2 separate regions of the Mus musculus genome follow, and region 2 is linked to region 1. The links are chromatin loops, found by intact Hi-C in ENCODE. Cell type or tissue: heart. All regions are shown on one strand. Each heading gives the region's core, and the rest is flanking DNA. Links, peaks and the distances in the headings are about the cores only.

Evidence for each region. Hi-C counts contacts between places; a loop is a spot of excess contacts. Peaks named below come from ENCODE experiments on the same cell type or tissue, not always from the same donor. Only the 100,000 strongest peaks of a DNase experiment are listed, where the experiment ranks them.
Region 2: it touches region 1 in a loop (5-fold over the local background); 2 of 42 quality-filtered maps call a loop at or near these places.

What each region holds. Positions count from the first base shown.
Region 1 is chr16:74,402,771-74,419,170 of GRCm38, forward strand. It overlaps Robo2 (roundabout guidance receptor 2), which reads right to left and starts at 9,055. Exons shown (of 28, transcript NM_175549.5): 1 at 8,082-9,055. The coding sequence starts at 8,142. In heart, for the core only: a CTCF peak has its summit at 10,458 (motif pointing left); a DNase peak (open chromatin) is centred at 8,901; H3K4me3 peaks cover 2,400 bases; H3K27ac peaks cover 1,533 bases.
Region 2 is chr16:73,342,110-73,358,509 of GRCm38, forward strand. The region is part of intron 3 of 4930500H12Rik (a long non-coding RNA gene); the gene reads left to right. Among named protein-coding and RNA genes, the nearest start is that of Gm25699, 73 kb to the right of the region's middle. In heart, for the core only: a CTCF peak has its summit at 8,867 (motif pointing right); no DNase peak of the experiment used is centred there.

The DNA of each region.
Region 1 (16,400 bases), core at 8,141-12,140:
CCCACAGTTGACAGGTGAGCCGCTCATACAAACTCTTTACATCTGCTTCATCTTGAAATGTGTGTATCCACCTCCACACACACAAGTACACACATAATAAATAAAAGTAATTTAAAAAATTGCATCAATATTTGAAACAGTTTCTACTTATTATATCCCCAACCACAGCTCAGTGTAGCATCTATTGTTAACAGGCCCTTGATTAAGTCAACTGTATGTAAAACTGGATAATGTGCAACATGAGTGATAGATACTACTTTCTAGCTTCCATTAACAATCTTACAAATATTACAGAATTTCATATTTGGGGGCTAATTTTAGAACTTATCTATTTGGTTCTACTTCCAAATTAAAGCAATCATTAGTATTTATTGGAAAATTGTATAGAAATATGTATTTAATATCCAAAAAAGTCTCAATTTTTGAACTGAATGCCATCAGATGAGTCGGTGTTCCTGGGAAGGGGTGGACTGTTACTGCATTTCAGAAGCATTTTAAGAAATTCATTGTCAAAATCCATACAACACTCAGAGCTATGTTAAGCAACTATAGCAGTGTTCATGTGGGAGGAGAGAAAGAATGGCTGTGGTAACCATTGTAGAAAATACTCTTTGCTTGATACAGAGGAGTTTTATTAGAGTAGATGGCCAAATCCGTATCTCTTGCTAAGGAGAAAGCATAACATCAAGTCAGCAGAAATCATATAACTTCTTTATAACTACATATTTAATAACTTTCTCAGTTTGTATAGGTGCATAATGCATACACATACATTCTCTCTCTCTCTCTCTCTCTCTCTCTCTCTCTCTCTCTCTCTATGTCTCTCAAACACACACATACACACAACACCAATATACACACACCATTATACTTCAAGTATTTCCAGTGCAGGGCCTATTTATAAAACTCAACATCACAAAAGCACTCCGTAAGCACATTTTCATTTATTCAACAAATATTTGACTATGTAGTGTGTGCCTGCCAGTGTTCTGGGCTTTGGAGGAACACTGGTAAATGTGACAGTCAAAGCTAAGTTCCTGGCATATGTGCCATATGTGCTCAGTGCAGGTGTCTGATGACAAACAAACCTATAGTGGCACTACATATTGACTGCTAGCAAAGCAAGTTAGTGTCTCCTGTTTTTGTATGTCTTCCTTACAGAGTAAGTAGCTCCTGGCTTTTTCCCAACTGTATTCAAAAATATGTATTAGAAGGAAGATCCTAAGCCACAGAAAACACATGTGGTCACCTATAGGCAAATGTGTTTAGAGTACGGTATAATGAAGACAATATCATCACTTAGGAAAAGGGCTTTGTAAGCTATCTTATTAGCCATGCTAAAATGTTCAGGTCCCACGCTGAGAGTTCTTCACAGTAAGGCTAATTCACTACTTGTGCATCTTCCTGGTCTCCTTCTCTAGCTAGGTAACAAAGAAACTTGAAGTCACACAACTTACTGTGGCATGACTAACAAAGTTCATCACCTGTGTATGACTAGAGAACCTCATGTTTTGACTCATCTCCCATAAGTGTAGCATCCTTAATTTTCATTGTAATTTCATTGTAATATGTTTATCCCTTTATATTCCTTAAAACACAGACAATCACATATGCACACGCACACATACCCACATCCCCCCCAACACACACACGCATACACACATCCTTTTCTTTTCTTTTTTTTAAGGCATTTTTATTAGATATTTTCTTCACTTACATTTCAAATGCTATCCCCAAAGCCCCCTATACCCTCCCCTTGCCCTGCTCCCCAACCCACACACTCCTGCTTCCTGGCTCTTGCATTCTTCTGTACTGGGGCATATGATCTTCTCACATCCTTTTCTAACCAGAGGTGAGTAATATAAAATATATGTTTAAAACAGACCAAGGTGGAATATAAATAGTACTTCAAAAGGGGCAATTTTAGAAATGTTAACTAACAGCTACAATTTAAAAACATACTCAGAAGGCTCAAAAGATTGCCTCTCTGGATCAGGTGGCAACCTCTGAAGTTGGGGTCTAATGTGAGGAGGCTGGATGGGTTCTGTATAATCTTGTAGTGGGACCTCAGTGTTTCCCACTCACGCATGACATGAGCAGTGTTGTCCTTCCATTGGGTGCTCACATGAAGTTCTTCATTCGTCCATGCCCAAGCTTTGGGGTCTACCATCAAGGACGGAGACTGCCAAAATTCTAAGCCCAATCATGTACATTTCCTCTTTATATCCTGATTATATCAGGAATCTCTTACAGCAATTGAAAGTTTTTGTTTGTTTGTTTTGTTTTCATAGTCCATGTTTCCAAAAAAAGATGATATCTGAATCAAATTCCAATCTCAATAAGTAATTGAGAAACTTTACCAGTGCCAAGATCTAGATTAGGGCATTTTCTGTAAAGATCACATATAAAGACCCAGGGTCAGCTAAAGGACTTCCTCCATAGTTCTACATGTTTATTCTAAGGAGACAGTCTGAGCCACTGAAAGGTAGAAGAAAGTCTGGATTCACAGAGTCTTGCATATCTTGTTCCAGGCTTTGTGGAAGCCAGGAGCAGAGAGCTACAGAAAAACACACATTTCATTTACATGTGGAGTGAAGGTCCTGCTGACTAAAGAGTGGAGAACTAGGAAGGGAAAAGGGAAAGGATGCTTACCAAGCCTGGTTGCTTAGTATTAATAAAGCAGAATCAATAATTCTAGAATTTGGATAAAAATTTGACATTCATGGAAGAATATTTTAGCTTAGAATGTGTTTTAAATTATTCATAAGATGGTAGATGAGAAAAATGTGATAAAATCAAGCTAAGTTTCAGATGTTCCATGAAGAGCTAGGCATGAGGCATGAGAACAAGTCAAGATGATTCATTAGTTTGGATCATCAAAAATGGGAATAATGAAGCTATTTACTGAGATGGAAATAACTACAAAATAGCATGTTCTATCCTGGGCTTGAATTTGCTGTAGTGTCATTAGTTATTAACCTAAGATGCCACATAGTCAAAGGGACACAGTAAACAGTGTTCCAGGCCCTGGAGATAGGCAAGCTATAGATGCATCATGGTGAATCCAACTCTTCTGCGGGATGATTAGGACGTCTTAGAGACGTCAGCATACATATGGATGAGATGAAAGATTGGGAAGAGTGGTGGAAATGAAGAAGAGCACAATAATGACTGAGGCCTGGTGACTCCAACATTATTTTGAATTATAGATAAGTAGTTGGGGTGTGTATGGTACATGCCACAGATAGTGTTAAATATTCACCTTGACATAGCGCTCAACTAAAAGACTCAAAAAGGGATTTTGCAAAACTTTCTCCTCAAAAAGAGAATAATCATTCAGTCATTTTTTCATTCAATATCTTTTAAAGAAGAAAATTAATAGCATGCCATGTACTGATTGAGATTCGAAGGTCTGTACCTGGAGAAACTGAGAGATGACAGTTTTGCTATTTAATATTAATTCTATAAAATGTTATTTTATAATTTCTATTTTTGCTTGAAGACAGATCTGGAACTTCTGTTTGTCAAGGTTTGAAAAACATACATACAACGTACATACATACATACAAACATAAAGAGAGTGAGGATATGTAAACCAAAGTTACATACACCTACAGCAAACAAATATTTACAACCTTAGCTATAAATTTGACCAATTGCCATTCTATAAATACTGTATACTATCTCCTTCACTTTTCAAATGTGTCTCTACTGATGGAGTTTGCAGCCCCATAGGAGGAACAACAATATGAACTAACCAGTACCCCCAGAGCTCCCAGGGACTAGACGACCAACCAAAGAGCACACATGGTGGGACTCAGGTCTCTAGCTGCATATGCAGCAGAGGATGGCTGAGTCAGTCATCAGCGAGAGGAGAGGACTTTGTAACTATAAAGGCTATATCACCTAATGTAAGGGAATGCCAGGGCCAGAAAGTGGGAGTGGGTGGGTTGGTGAGCAGGGAGAGAGGGGAGGGTGTTTTTTGGAGGGGAAACCGGGAAAGGGGATAGATAACATTTGAAATGTATATAAGATATCCAATTAAAAAAAGTCTCTCTAATTTCTTTTACAATGTCCAAAACATAAAGAATAAAAGAAAAAAGGAAAAGGGGAGGGAAGGGAAATGGGAAGAAAGAAGAAGAAGGAAGCAGAAGAAAAATAAGAGTAAAAGTAAGTGGCTGGCTCAACGGTTATGAGCACTGACTGCTCTTCCAGAGATCCTGAGTTCAATTCCCAGCAACCTCACGGTGGCTCACAACCATCTATAACAGGATCCGATGCCCTCTTCTGGCTTATTTGAAGATAGCTACAGTGTACTCATATTAGATAGATAGATAGATAGATAGATAGATAGATAGATAGATAGATAGATAGATAGATAGATAGATAGATAGATAGATGGATCTTTGGGGGTTGGAAAGATGGCTCAGCAGTTAAGAGCACTGACTGCTCTTTCCAAATGTCCTGAGTTCAATTCCCAGCAACCACATGGTGGCTCACAGCCATCTGTAATGGGATCTGACGCCCTTTTCTGGTGTATTTGAGAACAGCTACAATGTACTCATATACATTGAATAAATAAATACATACATACATACATACATACATAAAAGATAATCCCTCCTCCATTTTTCTAGCATTATTCAAAAGCCAATTTGCACATGAGAAGTAAATTTATCTTTTGTTTCAGGGATATATATATATATATATATATATATATATATCCATGTATAAGCTATTTCCTTGTCTTTCCATAGTTTTAATGTCAAAGATGCTACTTTTACAAGCTAGTCAGAAGCAAAATGACAAGAGCTTTTTGTGTTCTCTCTCTCTCTCCTTCCCTCCCTCCCTCCCTCCTCCCCCACCCCCGTGTGTGTGTGTGTGTGTGTGTGTGTGTGTGTGTGTGTGTGTTTGTGTGTGTGTGTGTGTGTATGAGTGTGTGTGTGTGTTTGCACGATCATGACTTTTACTTTGAGATTTTCCAGTTTAATGTTCTAAGTAATCCTTTTGGTTTATGGTCCACATGTTGCGTAGCATCAAAGGTTATTCAAACAAAGCCAATTCAAATGTGATATTACGACTCAGCTACAAGAACAAATTTCAGGTTACTTATATGCAATTCAAGTTCTTAAATGGGCTACATATGGCTACGATAATGAGCCCATTACTGAAAGGAGCACTTTAGCAAAATGTCTAAACCTATATGAGATTATGCATCTGCACTGTGCACACACATTATCTTTATCTCCCCAAATACCACATGTGTCATTTTCATGTAGTAATAGGTAAGGAGTAAAGAAGAGAAAACCATTATCATTGTGAAAACACCTTTCAGAAGTATTGTAAAATTATCAAATTGATATATGGGATGGGATTATAATTTAAAATCTTGCAATCATTCAAATTATATCCCTTTAACTGATTGAAACCACTGTTATTTAAAAGCAAAATTTACTAAGCAAAACCTAAATTCATTACACATTCTATTTTACAGGCAGCAAACCCTCAATATGGCTATTTGTTTCAAAAATATCTTCACATGGAACATTTTTTAAGTTCATCATCAGTTCTCAACTAACTCAGTATTTATTCTTCATGGCTTGCTATAGGGAAGGATTCTGAAAACTCATAAATAATATTAGCAAAAATTTTCTATGAGGAGGCAAAACTCTAACATTTTTTCATGCACCATAAAAATGCACATATAAATAACCCACCAAGCAAATTTTAATGCAAATCTATGTATCATTTGTCACTGAATAAAATTAATTTCTATGTTGAGCACAAGGATAGTCAGTATATCTTTGGAATGGTACAAGCTTCTCTAAATTTGAAATTCATGTGGAAAATAAGCCCACAGCTCTGAGAAGGACAATAAGTAAATAAATATCACAGAATCCAGGATGAGCACAGAGATGAGGGATTCTATACACCAGCCTCTTCATTGGATATGTGAATGCAGGGTCCCAAGCCTTGCAACAGCCTAGATGGCAGTATTGTCCACATCCCAAATTTTCAACAATCCCCATGGAAGAGCTGTCACCCTTCTGAAGTACCTAAAGACAACCCAATGTCAAATGGATGGCTATGTGTAAATTCAGTAAGAATGTCTATAATGGCTTTGATTCTGACCCAGCAGATTCTAAACACAAACTAGTTTTATACATATGAAATTTCACGTTGTCTCTTTGGTCTTAACTCTTTTACCTATAGGCATTTTTTTTTCATTTTATTACTATGCACTCGCATGCAGATGATTCAGACCCCAAAACTGCCTCTTTAATTTATAATGGAAAATCAGAACAAAGCTTCCAGACATGTCTTTAGAGAGGAGAAAAGGAAGGAGGGGAATAAAGAAGAAGGGGTGAAGAGGAGGAAGAGGAAGCGGAGGGCATGCAAGAGAGAGAAGGATAAAACAGATAGGAGGGGGTAGAGGGAGAGAGGGAGTGTGGGAGAAAAGGAATGTAGAAGTAGTGTAAGTGCTGCTGGTCCACCACACTGGTTAATTGCATTTGTTTTATACATATCCAAACATCTTAGTGCATTAATTACATTCTATAATAATCTTTTCAGATTCCCTCTGTCACATCCATGAAATCAGTTTAATTGTATTCTTCCCCAAGACTCTGTTGTTAAAAATGGTGATAATTCTACCTCCAATATGTAATTTTTAAATGCATTGCTATGGAAAAGTCTTAGTACAACAATCAAACATATTTGGAATGCATAAACCTTTGTGTTAGGATGATATTCAGGTAGTGTTAAAGCAAACCTGTTAGAAATAAAATGGGTATTGATATAATGATAGAAATCACCACAGTGTCAATTGAAGTCACCAAATCCTAAGCTTCTACTATTTTGCAGGGAGAGAGAAAAACTGCGCACACATTCACCGCTTCTGGGTCGCTATTACTTGGAGAAAAGCAAATGAACTCATGTACTCCACAGCTGAAAACAGCCACTTGGCAGTAGGTGCACTTCTGTATTGCCTTGTGTTTATAGATAGCCTTCCCTTTGAGTCTGATACTCAGGCTCTGCATAGCAGCTGCCAGACCCACAGTTGGCTCCTACAGATGGGCAATAATAGGCAATGTCCCAAGTAATGAATTCAAAGGAAAGTTTATGTAGCAACATGTTATCTTGATGTCTTAAATATTTGGATTAATATGCTTCCGATTCTTTATAAGCATTAGAAATGAAAGTTATTGCCATGACTAGGACATGGTGGCTCAGTCCACTCTTCATAAACACTTGAGATATATATATCCCTAGAAAGCTAGCACCAAATATGTTTTAGTTTCAAAGAAGAAACCCACCGTATATTTATAATTATTAATACTTCTCATTCAAACAGCTACAGAAAAGCTTGGGTGACGATTCAGTGAAGCTATCCCAGGAAACTAACTCTGAACAAAAGACAGGAAAGGCAGAGGTTGAAAACTGTCTGCTTGACAGAGTGGCACAGCCTAGCGGGAGACACCTACAGCACCTGTTCTGAGTCTCCATTGTGTTTGCCCACTGGGGACTCAGCTGAGGGCTCCCAGCCTGTAGCCAGCCCAGAGTGGGTACTGCCTCCTTCCTGGAGCCTCGCCCAGTCTCACTTGTGACAGTTTTCTCTCTGTGATCTAAATCCTTCATTCTGATTTCGCGCTGGGATAGCATTCATTCACACACAGGTGATACACTTTGAACCTAGAGATACCCTTATCAAATCCTCACTAAATGCCCCTCCAAGTATCGCCTACTATAGTTCTGCAGTTGAATGCCTAAGCCAAAGTTTAGATACCAGAACAAATACCAAAGAGAGAGAGTAGTCACAACCATTCGGGGTTCTCTCTTAGCATTGTTTTTTAATAGTTACTCTTCTAAGCTGGGAGCCCATCACTTACTGCTAAACGCCTCAATTAATGAATCACAATAACAGTAACAATAAGGTGTTCCACTAGCATCAGGTTAGAAACAAAAGGCATAGAACCTCTAGCCCTGAAGAGCTTGTGCCTCGCCAAACATACTCCCAACTACACTGTCATTTTCTTTAGAAGGCACAACAATCTCAGAGAAAAAGGGGTGCTTTAACTCACCATCAATCTGAATGCAGAGAAATCCAAAGAGCAATAATAGTGTAAACATCAGAGGATTCATTTTGACATATGAAAAAGGATCCAGGTTGTTTAAGAAACCAATCCCAGAGAGCAGAAGTACAAAAATAAGTATCAAAAAAAGAGGTAGGTCCGAAGTTTAGACTTTCCTAGAGATTAATTAAGGTCAAGAAGAGCAAAATGGCAACATCGGAAGCTGTTGGTGAAGAGGTCTGTCACGGGACGCGTTAGGTGCCATCCGAATGAACCCAGGGGACTTCAGAGACGTTGCACTTCCACAGGCTGTCTTTCTAAATTCCCACAAATTCAGCCCAGCTGGCGGGACTATTCACGTGCGTCTAGCCCTGTCTCCTTAGACTCCATTGCAATCCAAACACAACTTCTTTCTTCGGAAGTCAAGAAGATGATGGGGGTACAAAAAAGACCTAATTCCTAGAAAGTGTTCCACAAACTTGCCAAAGCGCTGCGAAGCAACCATTGACCTGCCCACCGGGTTTTTCTCCCCTTGGTTTCCTCCGTAGCAGCACCACTTCGCGGAGTTTTGTTTTGTGTGGTTCTGTTTTCACTTAACTTCCATCCTAAGGATGTGTCAAAGCAGCACTTTGTGAGCCGGCCCTCTCCTCCGCAGCCTGGTCGCCTCCCTCGGAGTCTCTGGTTTCCAAAAGGAAGGAAAAGGGGAAGGCAGGACGGCTTGGGTGGAGAATGGGAACTCCTACGTGGTGAGGGAGCGAGGAGGAGGGCGAGGAGAAGAAGCAAGGGAAGAGGGAGGGGCTGAGCTGAGGCCGCGGCCACCCGGGAGGGGCCGCCCCGGAGAGATCTAGCGTCCAGCTGCTGCTGGCGAGCACCGCCAGATCTAGGAGCTCCGGACCTGGGAGCCCTGAGGATGCTCACGCGTGGTCCAGCCTCCGGGAGTAGTGCTGCCTCCAGCCTCTTTCGGGACAGTCACCGCTTCAGAGGCGGAGGCTGCGCTGCGACCGCCTCCTCCAGCAGCTGCTGGGGGCTGGAAGGACTTGGAGGAGGGAAGGCGAGGAAGCAGGAGAGGAGGGGAGGAAAGAGCTGCTCCCAGTATATCCCCGGGAGGGGTTGAAGGATGGAGGGGTGTACGCGGATCTCCACCTCCACCCGATCACTGTCCCGTGCAGGGGGAGACAGCCCTCCCCGGGGTCCGCGGAGCAAGGGTAACCAGGCAAGCGAATAAGTCTTGGGGGGACAGAAATAAACCAATGTGGAACCGCTGCGGGCTCGCTAGGACTGCCATCAACTCTTTCCCATTCTGGGAGCCTCCTGGGCGTCCCCCTCCCTCCCTCCTCTGGAGGGGTGAGGTGGGCTTCCAGCCTCCTGCTCTTCACGCGGCCCGTTTAATGGGCAGGTAATTTTCTCGGTGAGTGATTTCATGGAAGCCCTTCCTAATTATTCATCGCTCCGTCTGCTGGAGCTGCACAAGAGCTTTTCTAGAAAAAAAAAATGATCTTCCAGGACCCCGGGCACAGCCTCATTACCTGTTAAAATCACCACACACACACACACACACACACACACACACACACACACACACACATACACACACACACACACACACACACAGAGTTCACCTTTTACCAGAAAGAAGCTGGCCAACAGGGAGAGCAGGGGAGTGAAAGAAGTATCTATTGGAGTAGAAAGGTTTTGTGTACATACACCCTCTGTGGTTGTAAGTGAACTTGCCCACCCCCCACCGCACCACACACAAAACCAACTATGTGGATGTAGGGGAGGGGTATCTCTAATCTCGGCCAGCTTGTTTTAGCCAAGATCTATGGCTAACTACGGAATCCCCAAGAGAAAATAGGGGGAGGACTGGCATCGGGCTAATGTTGCTCAGTTGCCTCCTGACCTCTCAACACTCACGGACTATAATTCGGGACCTTGTGATAAATGAGTCCTGCAGAAGACTCTGGGAATGGAGGAGGTCGAGGATCAAAAGACTTGAGGAAGTGGTTTTCTAGAGCCTTCGCTCTTTTTAGGACCTCTAAAAGAGAATTAGGAAAAGCAGCCTCTGATTTAGGAACGCTGATAACCCAACTAGGCTAACATGAGCTGGAGCGGAATTTCTGCCCAAGCACGATAAAAGGGAATACAGTCCAAGCAAAAACTACCGAATAGATGCTATTAGGGCTGGGCACAGTTAGAGAAGGCCACTTTCAATCCGATTCCTGCCACTGTCTAAGGTGCCCTGACATGGCCGTTGTGGCCGGACCCACGTGTGATCAAAAGCTTTGCTTGGTAGCTGTTTGATGCTTGTTCAGGTGATTATAAAAGCGCCTGACAGGAACTCACGCAGGTCCCTGAGCCAAGCAAGCCTCTGCTTGGCGAGTCTTTAGTTCCCCCTACTGGAAAATATTAGGAAAGAAACGATATTTGAGGACATTTGAGGAGCCTTTTGTTTGGTCGGATGTGTTTTGGTGCCTCCATTGAACTAAGATCTCCTTTGCTTATAATTAGAAATGGAGTGTTTTTCCCTCAAAAAAAAAAAAAAAAAAAAAAAAGCCAACGACATTTAAGCAAGCACTTAGGAGAGTTCTCTTGGCATTCCAGAGGCTTGTTCATGATGGCAATAAAACTCTCGTTGCTCAAAGGACTGAACTTAAGTAAGCCACACTTCTCATGAAGCATCAAAAGTCATTTCTAGCAGTTTTGAAGTACGCTCTATCCTCATAAATAAAACAGAAAGTACCTTTTTTTTTTCCTTTTTGGCTAAAGATTGTACTTCAAAACTGCTAAATTCTTCAAGTATTGACTCCAAAATTAGCATAGCATCATATGCAAAGAAAGAAAGAAAGAAAGAAAGAAAGAAAGAAAGAAAGAAAGAAAGAAAGAAAGAAAAGAAAGTTTATGTGTTGAATGGCACCACCTGAAGACAGGAGTTCTGTGTTTGATAACACCATGAGAAAGAAAAATCCAAGAGTGTCCTGGATTAATGTCTGTTACCTCGCCAGGATGCTAGAAAATAGTTGATGATTATGTAAACCTTTGGCTTGGACATTGTATTAGGTTTTAAGTCAAGTATTGGAAAAAAAATCTGTCTTGTTCTTCTATCCAAGAAACACTTCCTCTAATCTCAAGCAAATTATATTGCTCCTGAGTTCAAAACTGTTTCCTTTCTAACAAACACAAGTTCCATAATGATATTCTGCAAGAATTAAAAATCAAATAAGCTAATGAGACTTTCAATGTTAAGGAAGATCTGGGAAAAGAGAACCGGCATATTCCACTCAGGAGTTTTCTTCTGGCTTCTAATTTAACTACTTTCCAATTACAAGAGCATTTCTAAAAAAAAAAAAAAAAAAAAAAAAAAACCTATAAAATCATTCAGGAGTCAGAACTAGTGTGTTTGGAGAATCAGAGAGAATGGATGGGAGAGGGCCCACCCAACAATTCCTCCTGTCTCCTAGGGTAGAAATTGCTGCATTTTACTTCACAGAAATGTATTCACATGTAGAGTATGAAGATCACTTCCACGGAGGAGTTTTAGTTAATGATTTTATTTAATAAGTCAGTTTTTGCCAAACACCAGTATTTTATATTCACAACTACCTTACAGAAGTCACAAAAAAAGGACAATGACTTTGTATTGATGCCTTCTTGTGTGCAATTATTTCTACTAAGAAATTAAATCTGAAGCAAAGTTATTTTGGAGTGTATATTTTATATTTTTTCTCGAACACAAATTTGGAATTGATTCATAGAAGAATGCTTTGCCAATATCTCCTTTGATAATATAATGTGCCTAAAGAAAACATGATATATCAATGCTAGTTAAAGGAAATTTTAAGGTAATAATCAAAACTTGCACATTAAATGAGCAACAGTAAGAGGTCCTTAGTCAGAAGTTTAATGTAAATGATATTAAGACCAAGAGAAGCAACAGCATTATTTTCTGCAAGATTTCAGAGAATCTGTGCTGAAGAAATCATACTTCAGTTGAATTTGATGTGCTTTAAGTGAACACCAATTATAAAGGTGGATTATTTGTTCTAGATATTGTTCCTTCCTTTGTAGGTAAACAAAAGTCTTTAAAACCTTAGCCTTGTGGTAGAAGTTGGAAAATCCATTTTAGCATATGAAGAGGAAGAAAAGAAAAGAAAGAAATAAAGAAGACAGAAGAAAGAAAGAAAGAAATACAGACAGACAGACAGACAGACAGAAAGAAAGAAAGAAAGAAAGAAAGAAAGAAAGAAGACAGAAAGAAAGAGAGACAGAAAAAAAGGAAGGAAGGATGGGAGGAAGGGAGCAAGGAAGGAAGGGAGGGAGGGAGGAGGGAGGGAGGGAGGGAGGGAGGGAGGGAGGGAGGAAGGGAGGGAGGGAGGAAGGGAGGAAGGGAGGAAGGAGGAAAGGGGGGAAGGGAGGAAGGGAGGAAGGGAGGGAGGATGGAAGGGAAAAGAGAAATTGCTTCACTTATCATTAAGGAATCAGTTTTAAAGTCAAGGGCTGTTCAGATGGATTTTTTTCTGTGTAAAATTGCTTTAGCATACAATTTTTCCATATCAAATTTAAATAAAATATATGGGTCATTACCTACAATAAGACATCAGGCAATTAAAATAATGTGTAAAAACTCCTGACCAGACAAGAATGATTTGCTTGCCCCTGCATTATTTTGTTTTATCTTGTTCCATCTTTCCCAAGAAAGATTCTGAGGCAGACAAGTATGATAAAATATTATTCTTCTGAAATAATCTGGAAATCCCCGATTGCAATTACTTCATTTTAAGATAGTCATTAATACTTATATCAATACATACTAAATCTACCTTATACAAAGCATATGCATCTCTGTATTTTGGTCCATTCCATTGATTTATTTAATGAACCTCACTTCAGCAATCTGAAATAGGAGTTGATTGAAATACAGCAATATTTTATTTAAAAATAATGGTTTTTTGCCACATATATGCCACATATTTTCAAGAAAGAAGAATTTTCTTTCCCCATAATTTTAAAAGTTGAAAAATAACTTTGCTCTTGATTGAAGTGTTTAGGAAGCGTTCAAAAACTTAATGAGTTTTGAATAAATGAAATATAGCAAATGGTGTAGAATACTGAAGCCGAACTTCTCTTTGCATGAACACTTTAAAAAGAAGAGTATGTCAGGAAGATATGACGCTGTGGAGGGATAATCAGTGATGCCCAGCAGGCTATGGTTAGCATCATAGTTACACAGGTCCCTGCATTGTTTTTGTAGAGAGCCTGTGTGACAACATGCAATAGGCATGTGTCTTGCCCATGCTACTGCAGCATAGCTCACAACAAAACCAGTGACAAAGAACCATTGTTCTTCAGCATTACTGTCAATGTGAGATGGTTGTTACTTCTACGACACGGCAGCAAATAGGAAGGTTTTCTGGAGCCTTTTCTCTGTGACAGTGCATAGTCTAAGTCCAAAGGAATCCCTATGGCTGCACTATTTCTAATGTTCTCAGGTGTGTGTGTGTGTGTGTGTGTGTGTGTGTGTGTGTGTGTTTAATTGTCACATGAAGTTATGAACCATCATTTGGTGCATTAAAAGAAGACCAATGGAGTTAAGTGAAAGAAGAGATGAACAGCACAGGTGGATTTAATCTGTGTTGCTTGAGACCTCTAGGAATGTCAGCCCTTGTGGACCAGTGACCTGTTACTGCTGAGCATCAGGTCTGTCCAGTGCTTTGAAACATTCCAAGTCCACAACATTTTAGAAAGTGTGCATCCCCCTATGGTCATAGAGGCCTCATCTGTGATAGGCAGAATATTGGATGCAGGTAATGTGAGTTCATTTACACAATGGAATACTACTCAGCTATTAAGAATGAGGACATCCTGACAAATGGATCCAAATTGCAGGCAAATGGATGGAACTAGAAAATATCATCCTGAGTGAGGTAACTCGGTTCCAAAATGACATGCGTGGTAAGTACTCACTCATAAGTGAATATTAGCCAAAAAGAAAAAGAAAAAAAAAGAAAAAGAGAAAGAAAAAGAAAAAGGAAAGGAAAAGAAAGAGAGAGAGAGAGAGAGAGAGAGGCAGGGAGGGAGGGAGGGAGGGAGGGAGGGAGGGAGGGAGGGAGGAAGGAAGGAAGGAAGGAAGGAAGGAAGGAAGGAAGGAAGGAAGGAAGGAAGAAGGGAGGGAGGGAGGGAGGGAGGAAGGAAGGAAGGAAGGAAGGAAGGAAGGAAGGAAGAAGGGAGGGAGGGAGGAAGGAAGGAAGGAAGGAAGGAAGGAAGGAAGGAAGGAAGGAAGGAAGAAAGAAGGCAGGGAGGGAGGGAAGGAGGGAGGGAGGGAGGGAGGAAGGAAAGGGAAGGGAAGGGAAGGAAAGGAAAGGAAAGGAAAGGAAAGGAAAGGAAAGGAAAGGAAAGGAAAGGAAAGGAAAGGAAAGGAAAGGAAAGGAAAGGAAAAACAAGTTGGGAGGGACCTGGGAAGGAAAGTGGACAGGGGACAGGGGGTTGGTGTGGAGGGGAGAGGGGAACCTGATCTGGTATTGGGTGAGGGAAAAGGACTGAAGCCCTTAAGGCCAGCAGAAAGAATGGAAACAGGTAACCTCAGGAAATAGGTTGGGGGGACCCTCTAGAATGCACCAGAGACCTGGGAGGTGAGAGACTCTTGGGACTCAAAGTGAGGGACTTATATGAAAAGCCAGATAGTAGGGAGAGGGAACTTAAAGAGCCCACCTCCAGGAGGAAGACAGGGCATCAAGTGAGGGAGGGGGACCATCCCACAGTCACAACTCTGACCCATAATTGTTCCTGTCTGAAAGAATTACAGGAAAAAAAAAAAGAATTACAGGGATGGAAATGGAGAGGAGCCTGAGGAAAAGATGGTCCAGAGACAGGCCCAAAGTGGGATCCAGCTCAAGGGGAGGTCCCAAGGCCTGACACTATTACTGAGGCTATGGAGCACTCACAAAAAGGAACCTATCATGACAGCTCTCTGTAAGACCCAAAAAGCAGCTGAAAGAATCAGATGCAGATATTTGCACCCAACCAATGGACAGAAGGAGTTGACCCCTGTTGTTGAATTAGGGAAGGCTGGAAGAAGATGAGGAGAAGGGTGACCCTGTAGGAGGGTCAGCAATCTCAATTAATCTGGACTTCCGAGATCTCTCAAACACTGGACCACCAACCAGGCAGCATACACCAGCTGATGAGTCCCCCAACACACATAAAGTAGAGGGCTGCCAAATCTGTTTTCATTCAGAGATGATGCACCTAACCCTCAGGAGACTGGAGGCCCCAGGGAGTTTAGAGGTAAGGTGGGGTGGAGTGTGGTGACATCCACATGGAGAGAGGGGTGTGGGGAGGAAGTATGAGGTGTGAACAGTCACAGGGTGGACTCGGGGCTGGGGGGCGCAGGGAATAAAATATGTAAAAAAATAAATTAATTAATTTTAAAAGTACTCTCTATTGTGGAACATACATAAAAAGAAAAAAAGAAAGTGTGCTATCACAAAATTGTGAAACAGAATTTATTTTTTAGTTTGAAAAGCCCCAAATGAATCAGAAGCCTTTTTAATCACCTAAAACTATACTACAGCTCATTGGTGAGACTGAAGCTTCAGTATGTTGATATAAGGTTTCACACAGTCACCAAAAGTGCATGAAAATGAATGAGATCAAGTCGATGACCCCTTGCTTTGTTTAGCCTAATGCCTTTATAACATGTGTAAAGTGACCCACTATAAAAATGTCAAATGCTCTGGACGTGAAGATTCAGTCATTGACCAAGGGATGTTAGGGAAGTGTGTGCAAAGATTTCCTTTATTGTTTCCTTTCTGAGATCTCAAATCCTTATTTCAGTACAGTGTCTAACTGAAGAGATAAATAATACACCTTTTTCTTTCTTTCTTTTGGCCTATTTTTATAGTGCAATTTCGCAAAACCATGAAAATCCCTGTGATTCTTTGCTAACCTTTTTTTCAAATCTGCCTGCTCCAATCTCGATTTTGTATCATTGCATCTTAGATATACACACCGTGATCCTAAGTCAAAAACGTATTTTGTATTCCCAAACTTGTTATTATTATTATTTTTTAAAAGAACAAAGTTCCAAAGCTTTAAGGAAGAACCCATCACACTCATAGATCCTAAATTTGGACAGATTTCTGCTCACCGGTTGCCATTCAGAGATGTATGATAATGGATCCTTCCCATTAAGAAAACGAAGTATTTCCTCTCTTATGATAATATAATGGCATTTATCCAAGGGTATTTGTAATCCAATTCACCTGCTTATATGGTTCTATCAGAGGAGAAGCAAGTGGTGTGGGGACAAATTCTGACTTGTTTCCAGTATCC
Region 2 (16,400 bases), core at 7,267-11,266, 1.1 Mb before region 1:
TGTGTGTGTCCTTAATATAGGAAATGATTTAACACAGAAAATGTGACTTGTTATCTATGTGACTCTATGGGGGTGTGTGCTTTTGGGAAGACAGAAGAGGCAAATTCTGGGACAAGAAGCAACAATGGAATCTTACTATTCCCTGTGGTGGCAAGTAGCTAGATGTGTCCTATATATTGTTTTCAGTGACCTGCATAAGTGAACTTATCTGCATCCTTCTGAGACTCACCCTAACAGAGGTGTCGCTCCTGTTCTGGATGTAAGCACACCAAGTCTCAAATAGACTAGGCACATTGCCAAGAGTCTTAGCTGAGGCTTGACATTGGAGAGTCTGTCTTCAAAACATGTTCTGGTAATGGGCTTTTGAGCCTCTATTTAATTTAGAATACCACCTTCAAGGCTAAGAAGGCAGTTTCCCTTTAAGAATGCTTATCTAAATATAATATCTATGGCTCTGTGGCTGAAGTAAAGCTATTAATTTACCTATATTCATTTTTTTCTTTAACACTTGTGGGTGAATTGGCCAGTAGATGAAGATGAATTTCAGAATTAATTAGAGCTACTAACCATTACCAATTAAGTTATTCCCTTAGGATATAAACATCTTTCCGTTGGAATTTTGGACAGTTCAATTGCTTTTTGAAAAAGCCAAGAAATTAATTGTTGCTGAATTCATTTGACACACTGTGTGGGTTTTTTTTAATCTCAAATTATTTATATATGGTCCAGTTTTTCATAACTGAATTCTTTTTATCCTGATAGTTTGTCAGTACATGACTTAAAGAATGAATCTTTTCAAAATTTTAGGATTTAAAATCTAGAAGAATCATAGTAGTAATTTGTTTTCTCCATCTTTTTTCTCAAAGATCTAAGCCATGTACATTGAGAGCTAAAATAGCCTGACTTTTCTTTAAAAGATAAAAGTGCAGTAGTTTGTTTACTGATGTTCGAATTTAGTATAATAGCATCTTTAAATGACCTAATATATATGTGTCATATTACATCTATCGCTCTGTATATATATATATATGATATTATCGGACATAATCTTCAAAGTATACCATTATGGATAAACAGATATTTTGATTCTTGTCTTTAGCTATATGCTTAAAATTATGAAAGTATCTGCAAGTTACTTTTTATAGTAACAAGACTACAACTGTAATCTTATTCTAAATCTCATAGACTTACTCTCTCAGAGATGAAAAAGAAAAGATATCCTGCTGCATATTTTAAATAGCAAGTACAGTTGTAAATTTAGTGTTTAATATACTATGTAGATTTGGGACTGGTTTTTGACATTGTTGTTTAATTAAATAATATATTGACCTTTTCTGTTTTATTAAGTTCTAATCTGGCAATATTCTTTAGACAAATAGGTATGGCTATGGTTTGAGAGGAATAGGAAAACATAATCACACTTCTCAAAATATTGTTCATATCTAACCTATTGTCATTTCCTAACAGAGGGAATTAGATAAAGGCAATTGTTAACCCACGACAATACAAATATTCTAAAGGAATTGCAAAGGCCTCAAAAAATATGTGTACTAACAAAGGGACTCGGTAGAAAATATAAGGCACACTCAGTTTGGGCAGTTTGCCAGTAAGAGACAGAGCCTCTGAATCTGTGAGTTCTGCATCCATGGATTCTAACCACCAGGGAATTGAAAATGTTTGAAAACAAAGTGTGTGAGCTGAACATGTGCAGCCTATTTTTCTGTTGATTTTCTCTGAAAAGGGGGGAGCAAAATAACATCCCCCTTTATTGCATTTACAAGGTATTTTGTACTTTTGGTAATCTATCGATGATTTAAGTATTCAGCCATATTGATATCCATAGGTTTAATATAAATACTACATGAATTCATGTAAGAGACTTAAGCAGCTCCAGATTTTGATACCTGGAACCAATAGTGTCTGGTTATGAAGGCACACTGTGCTGTGAAATAGCTTCTACCTTCATTTTCCTGTTGAGGCCCAGATGGCTTAAATAAAAATTTCACAGCTAGTTATATAATTTCTTGAGTCTCAAATCATGCAACACCTGGACCAGTGTTGCAGTAATAAATGGGCTTTCTAAGAACAGTGTGTGTAGAGCTTTCCGATGTCTGTGATTTAGGTATCCTTGCTGTAATAGATTTCAAGCAGCCTGCAGTGACTTTCAGCTGGGTAAAATAAGTTTTTCCTCAATATTTAGCAATATGCTTAGTGATTAACATTAGTTTAGTTTAGCCTACTAATGCTTAAACTCACATCTGATTGTTAAAGAAACATAGGCCAGAATATCCAGCTTTGGGAATGTTCTGGGTAGTTTTTTTTATCAACTTGGTACGAATTGGAGTCACCTGGAATGATGAAACTTCAATTGAATTTATGATTCCATCAGTTTGGCCTAGGAAGCATGTGGGTGTGGCATTTTCTTGATTGATGATTGATGTGGGAGGGACAAGCCCAGTGTGGACAGGGCCAGCATGGGCAGGTGATCCTGGTAGATATAAAGAAGATGACACAGCAGGAGCTGAGCTGGCAAGCATTTTTTCTCCATACTCTGTGCCTTCGTTCCTACTTGAGTTCTGTCCCTGCATTTCTTCAATGATGGATTGTGACCTGGACGTTGTAACATGTAAAGATCCCTTTTCTTCCAAACTTGCCTTTTTACCATGGTATATTTTTGTTTTTTTGTTTTTTTTAATCACAGCAACCAAACCCTAAAGAAAACAATTGTTACCAGTTAGTGTGTTGTTCCAGGGATGGACCTGCCCGAGTTGTTTGGCGAGAATGGTTGAAAGATGTTGAAACTTTGGGCTGGAAAAGCATTTGAGCACTCAGAGCTTAATGAGATTGTTCTGTGAGGTCTTGAAGATAGACATTTTGAACGAAATGGAAACACAGACAATGGAGGCCTGGCTTGTGAGGTTTCAGAGGAAGCAAAAATCCTGTCAGGGCTATTTGTGTAAGAATCTGTGGACCCTGGACAACTGGGATTGAAGAATCATCTATGATTATAAGAGGCCAGAACCACTCAATTAAAACATTTGCCTTACTAGGTCAATCCATAATGGATAACTGGGGCTAAAATATGAGGTGTAAATTAATATAAGACCAGAGTCACTGAGGCCACTGGTGAAAGTGCAGCTCACTTGTGGTGCTCCACTTGTGGTGATGAATCCAGCACATGGGAGATGTCAGTACTAGAGGATAACTATCAGACAGCAATGGGATAGAGTTGGCCTGTATCTATGACACAAGCCTTTTATGCTGTGACTGTTAGAGCCAAGGTAGAACTGTCCAAGCCCTCTGGGTCATAGAAGATCCTGGGTAGTTCCCGGACAGTAATAATGAACCACCACTCATACTGTTGGATTTTTGTTTTACTTTTACATAATTATTATTATGTCCAGGTTCTTTCCTCTTGGAATTAAAAAATGAGATTAGACTTCTTGATTTTATAGTACCCCATAGTTAAAAGAGATTTTTGTTTATCTTAGAGAGAATTTGGACCTTAATATACTTGGAATTTTCAAAAGAATTGTTGGAATTTTCAAAGACTGGGACTTTTAAATTTATACTGTTTTGTATTGTAAGTTTTTAACATGATGTCTTGGGAAAAAATGAGAAAGAAAAGATTGCACTTAGGAAGGTATGCTTGAATATCAAGGGGCCCACTGTGGTGTTTAGTTTGTGTTGACTTGGCATAAACTAGAGCCCAGGGAATAAAGAAACTTAAATTGAAGGTAAGTCTCCATCAGGATGGCTTATAGGCATGTTTCTGTGGTGGTTTTTGGGCATGTACAGAAAGGTAGTTGAACATGAATTTGGGTGCAAGTCAAGAAGCAGCTCACTGGTTCCTACCTCTGCTCTTGCTTGCAGTCCTGCCCAGGCCTCCCTCAGGCATGGATTGGGACCTGGGAGTTGTAAGCTGTAGAACTTTTCCCCCCAAAGTTGCTTTAGATCATGTTATTTATCATAAAAACCTAACTCAAGTTTGCTCTCTTACTCTCTGTCTCTTTCTGTGTCTTTTTCTCTCCTTTCCTCTCCCTCTTCCCTTCCCTGTCTTTCTGCCTCCCCTCCTACTCACCCCTCCCATCCTCCTCCACTTCTCTCCTCTCTTCATGTTAGTCCTCTGTAGCTCAGATTGGCCTGAACCCAGATATATACCCAAGGCTAGCCATGAACTTCCGATTGATATGCCCCAGTGCCTCAGCTTATTGATAGTTTTAATCACAGGTGTGTGTCACGGTGTCTACCTGTTATCTGTCTCTTTTGTAAATTGTACACATTCTTGAAAACTGCCAATGTATATCTTGGTTTCCATTCATTTTGGGAGAGGAGCCACAATTACTTTCAAGAGAAAAACATCTTGTTAACACATCAAGAAGAGAAGAAGAAAGGAGCAAGAGGCTCACCTCAATGGATGTGACCAAATAGATTCGCTCATCATTATTAGGTTTCAAAGGCAATCTGTTCCCTACAAAATCAAACATATGCATAGTCACACACTCTACCCATGGTTGTTAGAAGTCTAAGGCCATTTGCTCTCTGTTTACTTGTATAAGGGTCCGCTCCATTTAGAAGTTTGACTTTGAGTATCACCTCAGATTTTTCTATCAAACATGATTGTGTATGAGTTTGCCTCGACACTTCTGTGTATATAACCACAACTGTTTCTCACTGCTCCCAGATTTATCATTATCAAATTGAAAGATGTTGAATCCATGTTTAATCTCAGTTCTGTATTTGGTAACCAGGACAACCTAACTGCACAGCAAAGTTGAGATTGGATGTATTTAGTGTGGAAATGTTGTCATGACATAAAGTCTCATAAAATGTGTACTTACAGGTTTGTGGAAATTTTCCAGAAATAATAGTAAAACATGAAAGGAACATACAACAAGGCATTCACAGAATACAGATGAGGCAGCTTGTGTGGGAATCTGTGGAAGATACCTGGTGTACGGGAATCTGGGGACAAAGAGCAGGCAGAATCTTTGTGTGCTTGTGCTGCTACAACAGAACAGCTGGGGCCAGGGAATTTATAACAAACTAAACATATCTTTCATAATTCTACAGTCTATTGTCCAAGATCTAAGTATACTATTCTGGGTCTGGAGAGGGCATCCTCATTGCAAACCTTGTGGTAGAGGGTCTGTGCTACATTCTCATGTAGTAGAGGGGAATAACCTTGATAGCTCAATCCAGTCTCATATTAAGATTGCTGATTTGAATCGTGAGGGCTCTGGCCTCATCATGTAAACACCTCCTACATTTTGAGTAGAATATGATTATTTGGATTTAGATATGAATTTTAGATGGATAACTACGGAGGCTCTTGTAGCCTCCCCTCCCCCAGCCTTAATGATTCCACTGTTTACACCTGGATGGAGCTTGCTGGCTCAATCTTTCTGCCACGTTCTGCCACACCCACTGCTGGAACCTGCCACTTTGCTGTTCGGAGCCATACACGTGGTCACCCTGCTATTGGACTCCAAGATTAATTGGTGGGAATCGGGTCCCTCCCCCTTCCTTTATAACAGAGTGCCAGAATAGTAAAAATTGAACCTTGAGTAGAGACCTTTGTCTTGGTTCCTTCCTTATCTCTCGCAGCCCAGCCCCTCTTCTCTTCCAGGTTTCCAAAATGCCTTTCCAGGCTAGAACCCAGGCTGTGATCTGCTGGCCAGACACAACAGGCTCTAACTATATAATAGGTGGATACACTGGAATTGATCAGAACCTGGTGTCCCCTTCAAGAAGTGGAAACTAAGGAGACTTAGTTTTGCAAGATTTAGTGGGTATGGGAACACTATCTTAGCTTAGTCTGTCTGTCTCTCTCTCTCTCTGTCTTCTTCTCCCTCTCCCCCTCCTCCTACCCTCCCTTTATCTCTGCTTCTTATCATACTTTTCTGCTTTTCTGGAAGCCTCTTTGAGGGAACCCTTCCTACACACACACACACACATACACAGAATTGGGAGGGAGAGGGAGAGGGAGAGGGAGAGGGAGAGGGAGAGGGAGAGGGAGAGGGAGAGGGAGAGAGGGAGAGGGAGAGGGAGAGGGAGAGGGAGAGGGAGAGGGAGAGGGAGAGGGAGAGAGATTTTCCCCATTTCTCCTAATTGCGTGACAGTTATTCTGTACATGTACAGATCTGGGGTACAAAGGAAGGCTAGCATGAGCCCTGTCAGGATGCATTCATGTTCATATGACAAGGAAGGTGCATACATTGCTACAGTATATGCATGTGATTATAAATATAGAAACATCAATGGAAAAAGAGTGTCAGGTTTGATCTTGTTTATGTAGGGAGGTGGCTTGGAGGGCTTGGTCTTTTACAGATGAGATGATTCATGACTTACAATGTAAGAAAACGGAGCAATTTTGGGGATAGAGATGGCTGCTGCAGGGGAACTCTGGGACAGTGGCATGGTGAGGTGACTGCCTGGCTTGGTTGTTTGACTCTGAATCTTACAACTTTGAGGTGGATCTGGGAAGAGAGGTTGGGAATCTAACTGTCTGCACTAGTTATCCAAATGAACAAATTGCAATATCCTGAAAACAATCTTATGGAAACTGGTACAGAAAAATTTAACATTCAACTTTGATGTGTCTAATCACAATTTCCAAATAGGATTTGGGATCCCAAAATATACACTTCTCCAGAGTAATTATCTACAGCTGATTTCTGTAATGTTATTTACCATCACAATTTAATATCTTAAACAAAAATATTCTGCACATTTACATTTCTATTTGATTTGGCAAGTTCTATAATTCAAACAGATGACACTAAGCATATATTTGAAGTGAGCAGCAAGAAGTCAGGCATTTTTTTTATATTTTCTTCTACAGATCATCACTTTCTAAAGCCGTGTTTCTCAGTCAAGATCACAGTGCAGAATTTCTAAAAGAATTCCCCTATTAGTATGTTTGTGTCTGTGTGTGGAGTCTGTGAATGTGCATAGATCTGCATGATCATGGAGGCATGTGCAGAGGCCAGAGGATCTTCAGTGGCCTGGATCAATCATTTTCCACATTATTTCTTCAAGACAGGGTCACTTACAGTATTTAGAGCTGGTCCAGCACGCAACAAGCCCTAATGATTTTGTGTTCATCCTTATGATACTTGGGTTACTTCGTAGTGAGAGACTTCACATGGTTCCATCCAGCTTTATGTGGGTACTTGAATCTGAACTCCTTTGCTTGTTTAGCAAATTCTCTTACCTACTGACCCACTAAGGCATCTCTCGAGCCCTTTTGGATCTATCTATCTATCTATCTATCTATCTATCTATCTATCTATCTATCTATCTATCTATTTATCTAATTTATCTTTTATCTCTATCATCTATCTATCATCTATCTTTTATCTGTCTCTATCATCTATCAATCTATCATCTGTCTATTTTATATGTAAATATAATTTATCTATGGATCTACCTATCGTGTGGCACACAACTATCAATGTACACATGAAGAGGTCAAAGAACAACTTAAGAGAAGTGGTACTCTCCTTCTGCCTTTTAGGGTTTGAAGTCAGATCATCACTCTCTGTGACAAGTGCCTTTACCCTCTGAGCCATCTCCTTAGCCCCTAGATAGAGTTTTGTGATACAGACTCACATAATACAAGATGGCCTTGTATTTGCTATGTACTGCGAAGCTACAGATGACCTTGAATATCTGATCCAATGCAGGACTTTGTATGTAATGAGCAGGCTCTCTGACAAGAAACCAACATCTACCTGCTATACAGTTGAACCTTAACATCTAAGATTTTGATTACTCTAATTTTAATATGTATATAAAATATATTTTTATTTCCCATATGATTTTCTTAATGCATTATTCACAGTTGAGCCTCAGAGAATAACTATTCTTCAGCGAGGAAGGGCCTCAAATATTAAGAATAATTTATAAAACAGATATACACTTAAAAATGAGCTCCAACCTGTCACGTTACATTCCTACAACTAGACTGTATATTCACCAAATCATCTTTATTAACTGAGATGTTCTTCGCCTTATATGAACTGCATAAATCCAGTAGACAGCATTCAGTTACGAGAGTGAAATATACAGGAATATTTAAAACACAATAATTAAAGATTATGGACAACTGGAAGAACAAAACACTAAAAAGGATTTGTAATTTTTTTTCTCTCCCCTCCCACAAAATTTGCTGCTGGATTATCAAGACCAGGTTAAAGGAAATTCTGTTGTGAGAATGAAATAACCTGAGTGTCAGATCAAATCATTAGTAAATAAAAGCATCCCTGCCAGGTCTTAAGGCAGAAACACCTAGTGGTGGACTAGCCCATGGTGAAGATGAAGTTGCTCTTCAGAATGAAAGACAGATGGATCCATAGGCAAAAACAGCAGCATAGCAATATATTAACAGGGGACAGGGGTGTGTGTGTGGGGTCAGGGGAAGGTGGGGAGAGGTTTTTTTTTTTATAGACTCCTTTTTCTAGGCTCTCCTACACCGAGTGCAGTGAAAGAACCTGAACTGAGAACCGTTTACAGAGTTTTCAGTTTCCTCGTGTGCCAGATTTGAATGTCTTTCACACTCTTCTGTGGTTGTAAATTTTGTTTTCTTTCTCCTGCTACAACCCAAATCAGCTTTCCCTTTCCCTGTGAAAACCGCACTGAGACTGCTCCGATGATTTATTTTCTTAAACCAAAACATAGCTTTCAACTCAATCCCGTGGCTCACTGGCCTGCACACCCTCTGTTGCCTGAGTGGAGTTCGTGATAAACAACTCCTGTGGGATTTATGGTCCTGCTTTTTCATATGTCTTCCATTTCCAGATTCCTTGAGTAGTTTTCAAAGGCAAGTATGGTTTGGTTCTTTTCTTTGATCCCAAGAGGGCACTATCTGCACATACTCTTGGCTACTTGTCCTTCTGACACTTGCCAGTCCAGTGGGTTTATAGCCTAGAGGACGCAGTCTGAAATGCTAGCAACCCCTTTGAATACTTTGGGCATTTCAGTAGCAGAGTGCGTCCTGAGTGTTCCTATTTCCCCAACCAAGAGGAGCAATTGACTTCTAGGAATCATAGAAAGGCTACCACGAGACAATTAAATAACTTGCTTCTGACGATAGGTACCAGGAGATCAACCTAAAATAGGCCAATTAAGGAGACTAGTGTCTTCCTTTGGAACAGGAAGACGATTTAACAATGCAGTGATGATGCAAAATATAATTATTGATTATAAAGTGAAAACCAGTCCCATACACACTTTGCATAAATCTTCCATAATTATATGAAGAATGTGTTTGATGGTGACTTTACAGATTGATACAGTCCTCAGAGGGATGCCGTGCAATCGGTACTTCCGCAGAGCAAATTAGCGGGGATGAGGAGAGGAAATGGCTGAAAACAATCATGAGAGGGATTCTTGAATATTCCTGAATTGCTCTTGCCATACGAACAAGACTTCTTTTTGGGCCTGGGAACCATGTGATGGGAGTGTGAGACCCATGCTGTTCTTATCTCTCACCCACTCACCTAGGGGAGGATTTTCCTCCGGGGATTCTGGGGTTTAGTTCCGTCTTACAGACTCTTCTTGTTTGGCCGGATTGGCAAGCACTGCTGTTTCCTCTTGGGACGGAGCTGCAGCTGGGTCAGACAGGTCATAAGGGGGGCCTCAGTTAACATTTGACTATTGTTCTGGCAAGCCACTCTAAAGTTTTCCTTAGAGACATTTCACTAGTCTCCCTCTTCAGACTGTTCACCAAGAATGGATTTCTACCATGTGGGTGCTGGGAACTGAACCTGGACCTTCTGCAAGAGCATGAATTCCCTCATCCTCTGGAGATGAGAAGGAGTACTGAGGCAGGAGGCTTGTAGGAGATCCATGCACATATCTTAGTATTTCTGTACACACGGCCAGGATCATTGAAAAACTACAACCCAATCTAGGCATCTTCCCTAATAGTATAGACTGATCGGAAGTTCATGTCTGGATCTCTTTGACAAGGCGGTGTCCATAACAAGCAATCATGCTTGATAAAAACAAAAGGGAGTAAAGGCTTAATAGTGAGAAAGGTAACTGTCAGTAAATATACCTACAGTTCTCTATTTCTAGAAACAAGAATTACATTTGTCATGGGTATTTTCTTCCTTCTGTAGTGATCTTAGGATATATAAGTATAGTATTGCCACAGTTCAGGAAATGGACCAGTCAAAAGCATAGCAAGACAATTTCAAAAACTTAAATGTATAAATAGAGCAAAAAATGCATATATTCAAATACTCTGTGTTTAAAATGCAGAGTTTACATAAAACTCTTTAGTAATAATTTTGTAATGTGTAGAATGTGCAATGTATTTTTATGCCTTCGTGATAACTAAATCTTTTCTTTGACATATATTAGATTGGTGACTTAAGATTTTTTTAAAGGAAAAGTACCAGTATTTCATAAATTTGAATTATTTTGATAGTGTATATTTTCACTAATTATATCTGCTCCACATAAATATTTAGAAAAATGTAACTGAATTGGATAGGCATTATCTTTAATGTGCTTAAAAGATTAACAAATTGCACATGAGAACCAATAAAGGACAGAAGAATAGATGGTATGTGGATATCTAATTAAGACCTGAGGGCCTATGAGATGTAGGAACTTCCAGTTAAACCTGGCCACCACAATTCAACTTGTCCTCTGACCTCCACTTGTATACTATGTATGCAAGGGCATACATGTTCACAGGTACGTACACACACAGAAATAAGTAAAATGTAATAATAATGACTAAATTAAATATAGTCAAGACATAAATAGCTTTTAATTCAGGTATCAGTCTTCTAAGCATATTTTTCTAAAAATCTTAGTGGAATCTTTCCATTTCATCAATGGACAAGTTGGGTTAAAGTTGACATAATCTCAAACCTAGATATTAAAAAGCATGGGTGACATTGAACTTATCAATTTTGTTTAAGTTTGCTTTAATAGTGTTTGATTAAGCCTTTAGTGTCTCTTAGCCATGTGTGATACACTCTGGGTAAATTTCCCACAATGTTTAAAATTTGAAATATTATGTGTGATATATAAACTGACCTAAATCTTGCAATCTAGTTTGTTAGTTGTTGTTTCTATAGAAAATAACATATCTTATTTTTACAAAAAAGCATGTACTACCACTATAGGTAATGTTACTTATTAATCCTTAAACTTTGTTATTTTTTGTATTCTGACTTCAGCTATATGATTTCCAAATTCACATAATTTTTATTTACTTGAAATTCTCAGTTTCTCTCCTCCGCCATTACTATGTGATATCCAAGTTTTGATACAAGGGAAATATAAAAAGAACCACTCTTGTCTTATTTTCTGGTCAATTTTAATACACAATCATGAGTGTCTGCAGCAGGTTCATTGTGATCTACATGGCAGACTCATATTTTCCAATAGATTGTATATTTTTTATTACACTACTTGGCTGATGTTCATTTATGGTATTCTTAAAATCCTTTGAGATGACACATTTGCCCTCTCTCCTCTTAATATAAATAATCACATATGTTTTTAAAGTTTGGATGTGAATATAACCTTATAGTCCTTGAATAAACACCTTTCCTTTTAATATATTTGCACATATGCTTAAGCATATCAACCATATTTATAAGGTTTGACAGGTTTTTGCCTAAGGCTTCACATTTGAAAACTATATGTTTTTGATACATATAGTTATGCATTTTTCCCTTTGGTACTATTGTTTTCAGGATTTGAGATGTACTGGCATCATAAAAACCAACATGCGCAGTAAGTACATAAGATTTGTGATACCATTTCCTTAAATATTTAGTCGACGTTACAGATAAATCTGTCCAGGTCTAGGAATATCTTTGTAGAAAGTTTTTAAAATCAGAACTGCTTTACAATACTAAGTAGAAAGGTAACGTTGGTTCTCCTAGTAACATTTGCAGCACTATTGCATACATGGGTGTATCTTGTCATTACTGTCATTGCAGTTCACTGCTGTGAATCAGTACTGATGAAGTTTTTTCCCCAGCTGCCTATGTAGCACTTTTTGTACTATATAAGCTACACAGCACAGCGTGGAAGACGCTTCCTGGTAGAACCAGCTTGGTTTCTCCATGCTCTGTGACCTAAGTGTGCACTGTCTTAAGTAATACAGGCTTACCATCAGCAGTCACCTTACCCGCTGAGCATCCACCCGAGCTCTTCTTAAAAAAAAGAAAGAAAGAAAGAAAGAAAGAAAGAAAGGAAGGAAGAAAGAAAATTCGTTAATTTAAATTAATTTAGGCAGACAGCCGGCCACCGTCCGGACCAGAGGACAGGTGTCCGCCTGGCTTGGGAGGCGGCCTCAGCCTCAGCAGCAGCGGTCGCCATCCTGGTTCCGGGACTCAGCAGAACTTAGGAAATTAGTCTGAACAGGTTAGAGGATGCGCCAGAGAACCGGACAGCTTCTGGGACAGGCAGAAGCACAGAGCCGCTGAGGCAGCACCCTTTGCAGGCTGCAGACAGCCGGCCACCGTCCTGACCAGAGGACAGGTGTCCGCCTGGCACGGGAGGCGGCCTCAGCCTTAGGAGCAGCGGTCGCCATCTTGGTTCCAGGACTCCCTGGAACTTAGGAATTTAGTCTGCACAGGTGAGAGTCTGCACCACAGAAGCTGACAGCTTCTGGGAACTGCCAAAGCAACACAGTGTCCGAGAAAGGTCCTGTTTTGGGCCTTCTTCTTCGGCCAGGAGGAGGTCCAAATACAAGATATCTGCGCACCTTCCCTGTAAGAGAGCTTGCCAGCAGAGAGTGCTCTGAGCACTGAAACTCAGAGGAGAGAATCTGTCTCCCAGGTCTGCTGAAAGACGGTAACAGAATCACCAGAAGTACAATCTCTAAACAGAGTCAACTATAACTAACTAACTAACTCCAGAGATTACCAGATGGCAAAAGGTAAACGTAGGAATCCTACTAACAGGAACCAAGACCACTCACCATCATCAGAACCCAGCACTCCCAATTCGCCCAGTCCAGGGAACCCCAACACACCCGAAAACCTAGACCTAGATTTAAAAGCATATCTCATGATGATGGTAGAGGACATCAAGAAGGACTTTAATAAATCACTTAAAGAAATACAGGAGAACACTGCTAAAGAGTTACAAGTCCTTAAAGAAAAACAGGAAAACACAATCAAACAGGTAGAAGTCCTTACAGAAAAAGAGGAAAAAACATACAAACAGGTGATGGAAATGAACAAAACCATACTAGACCTAAAAAGGGAAGTAGACACAATAAAGAAAACTCAAAGTGAGGCAACACTGGAGATAGAAACCCTAGGAAAGAAATCTGGAACCATAGATTTGAGCATCAGCAACAGAATACAAGAGATGGAAGAGAGAATCTCAGGTGCAGAAGATTCCATAGAGAACATCGGCACAACAATCAAAGAAAATGGAAAATGCAAAAAGATCCTAACTCAAAATATCCAGGAAATCCAGGACACAATGAGAAGACCAAACCTACGGATAATAGGAGTGGATGAGAATGAAGATTTTCAACTCAAAGGACCAGCAAACATCTTCAACAAAATTATTGAAGAAAACTTCCCAAATATAAAGAAAGAGATACCTATGAACATACTAGAAGCCTACAGAACTCCAAATAGACTGGACCAGAAAAGAAATTCCTCCCGACACATAACAATCAGAACAACAAATGCACTAAATAAAGATAGAATACTAAAAGCAGTAAGGGAAAAAGGTCAAGTAACATACAAAGGCAAGCCTATCAGAATTACACCAGATTTTTCATCAGAGACTATGAAAGCCAGAAGAGCCTGGACAGATGTTATACAGACACTAAGAGAACACAAATTCCAGCCCAGGCTACTATACCCAGCCAAACTCTCAATTACCATAGATGGAGAAACCAAAGTATTCCACGACAAAACCAAATTCACACATTATCTCTCCACGAATCCAGCCCTTCAAAGGTTAATAACAGAAAAAAACCAATACAAGAACGGGAACAATGCCCTAGAAAAAACAAGGAGGTAATCCCTCAACAAACCTAAAAGAAGACAGCCACAAGAACAGAATGCCAACTTTAACAACAAAAATAACAGGAAGCAACAATTACTTTTCCTTAATATCTCTTAACATCAATGGTCTCAACTCCCCAATAAAAAGACATAGACTAACAAACTGGCTACACAAACAAGACCCAACATTTTGCTGTTTACAGGAGACACATCTCAGAGAAAAAGATAGACACTACCTCAGAATAAAAGGCTGGAAAACAATTTTCCAAGCAAATGGTATGAAGAAACAAGCTGGAGTAGCCATCCTAATATCTGATAAGATTGACTTCCAACCCAAAGTCATCAAAAAAGACAAGGAGGGGCACTTCGTTCTCATCAAAGGTAAAATCCTCCAAGAGGAACTCTCAATTCTGAATATCTATGCTCCAAATACAAGGGCAGCCACATTCATTAAAGAAACTTTAGTAAAGCTCAAAGCACACATTGCACCTCACACAATAATAGTGGGAGACTTCAACACACCACTTTCACCAATGGACAGATCATGGAAACAGAAGCTAAACAGGGACACACTGAAACTAACAGAAGTGATGAAACAAATGGATCTGACAGATATCTACAGAACATTTTATCCTAAAACAAAAGGATATACCTTCTTCTCAGCACCTCATGGTACCTTCTCCAAAATTGACCACATAATAGGTCACAAAACAGGCCACAACAGATTCAAAAATATTGAAATTGTCCCATGTATCCTATCAGATCACCAAGCACTAAGGCTGATCTTCAATAACAAAAAAAATAACAGAAAGCCAACACTCACGTGGAAACTGAACAACACTCTTCTCAATGATACCTTGGTCAAGGAAGGAATAAAGAAAGAAATTAAAGACTTTTTAGAGCTTAATGAAAATGAAGCCACAACGTACCCAAACCTTTGGGACACAATGAAAGCATTTCTAAGAGGGAAACTCATAGCTCTGAGTGCCTCCAAGAAGAAACGGGAGAGAGCACATACTAGCAGCTTGACAACACATCTAAAAGCTCTAGAAAAAAAGGAAGCAAATTCACTCAAGAAGAGTAGACGGCAGGAAATAATCAAACTCAGGGGTGAAATCAACCAAGTGGAAACAAGAAGAACTATTCAAAGAATTAACCAAAGGAGGAGTTGGTTCTTTGAGAAAATCAACAAGATAGATAAACCCTTAGCTAGACTCACTAGAGGGCACAGAGAAAAAATCCTAATTAACAAAATCAGAACTGAAAAGGGAGATATAACAACAGATCCTGAAGAAATCCAAAACACCATCAGATCCTTCTACAAAAGGCTATACTCACCAAACCTGAAAACCTGGATGAAATGGACAAATTTCTGGACAGATACCAGGTACCAAAGTTGAATCAGGATCAAGTTGACCTTCTAAACAGTCCCATATCCCCTAAAGAAATAGAAGCAGTTATAAATAGTCTCCCAGCCAAAAAAAGCCCAGGACCAGACGGGTTTAGTGCAGAGTTCTATCAGACCTTCAAAGAAGATCTAATTCCAGTTCTGCACAAACTTCTTCACAAGATAGAAGTAGAAGGTACTCTACCCAACTCATTTTATGAAGCCACTATTACTCTGATACCTAAACCACAGAAAGATCCAACAAAGATAGAGAACTTCAGACCAATTTCTCTTATGAATATCGATGCAAAAATCCTCAATAAAATTCTCGCTAACCGAATCCAAGAACACATTAAAGCAATCATCCATCCTGACCAAGTAGGTTTTATTCCAGGGATGCAGGGATGGTTTAATATACGAAAATCCATCAATGTAATCCACTATATAAACAAACTCAAAGACAAAACCCACATGATCATCTCGTTAGATGCAGAAAAAGCATTTGACAAGATCCAACACCCATTCATGATAAAAGTTCTGGAAAGATCAGGAATTCAAGGCCCATACCTAAACATGATAAAAGCAATCTACAGCAAACCAGTAGCCAACATCAAAGTAAATGGAGAGAAGCTGGAAGCAATCCCACTAAAATCAGGGACTAGACAAGGCTGCCCACTTTCTCCCTACCTTTTCAACATAGTACTTGAAGTATTAGCCAGAGCAATTCGACAACAAAAGGAGATCAAGGGGATACAAATTGGAAAGGAGGAAGTCAAAATATCACTTTTTGCAGATGATATGATAGTATATATAAGTGACCCTAAAAATTCCACCAGAGAACTCCTAAACCTGATAAACAGCTTCGGTGAAGTAGCTGGATATAAAATTAACTCAAAAAAGTCAATGGCCTTTCTCTACACAAAGAATAAACAGGCTGAGAAAGAAATTAGGGAAACAACACCCTTCTCAATAGTCACAAATAATATAAAATATCTCGGCGTGACTCT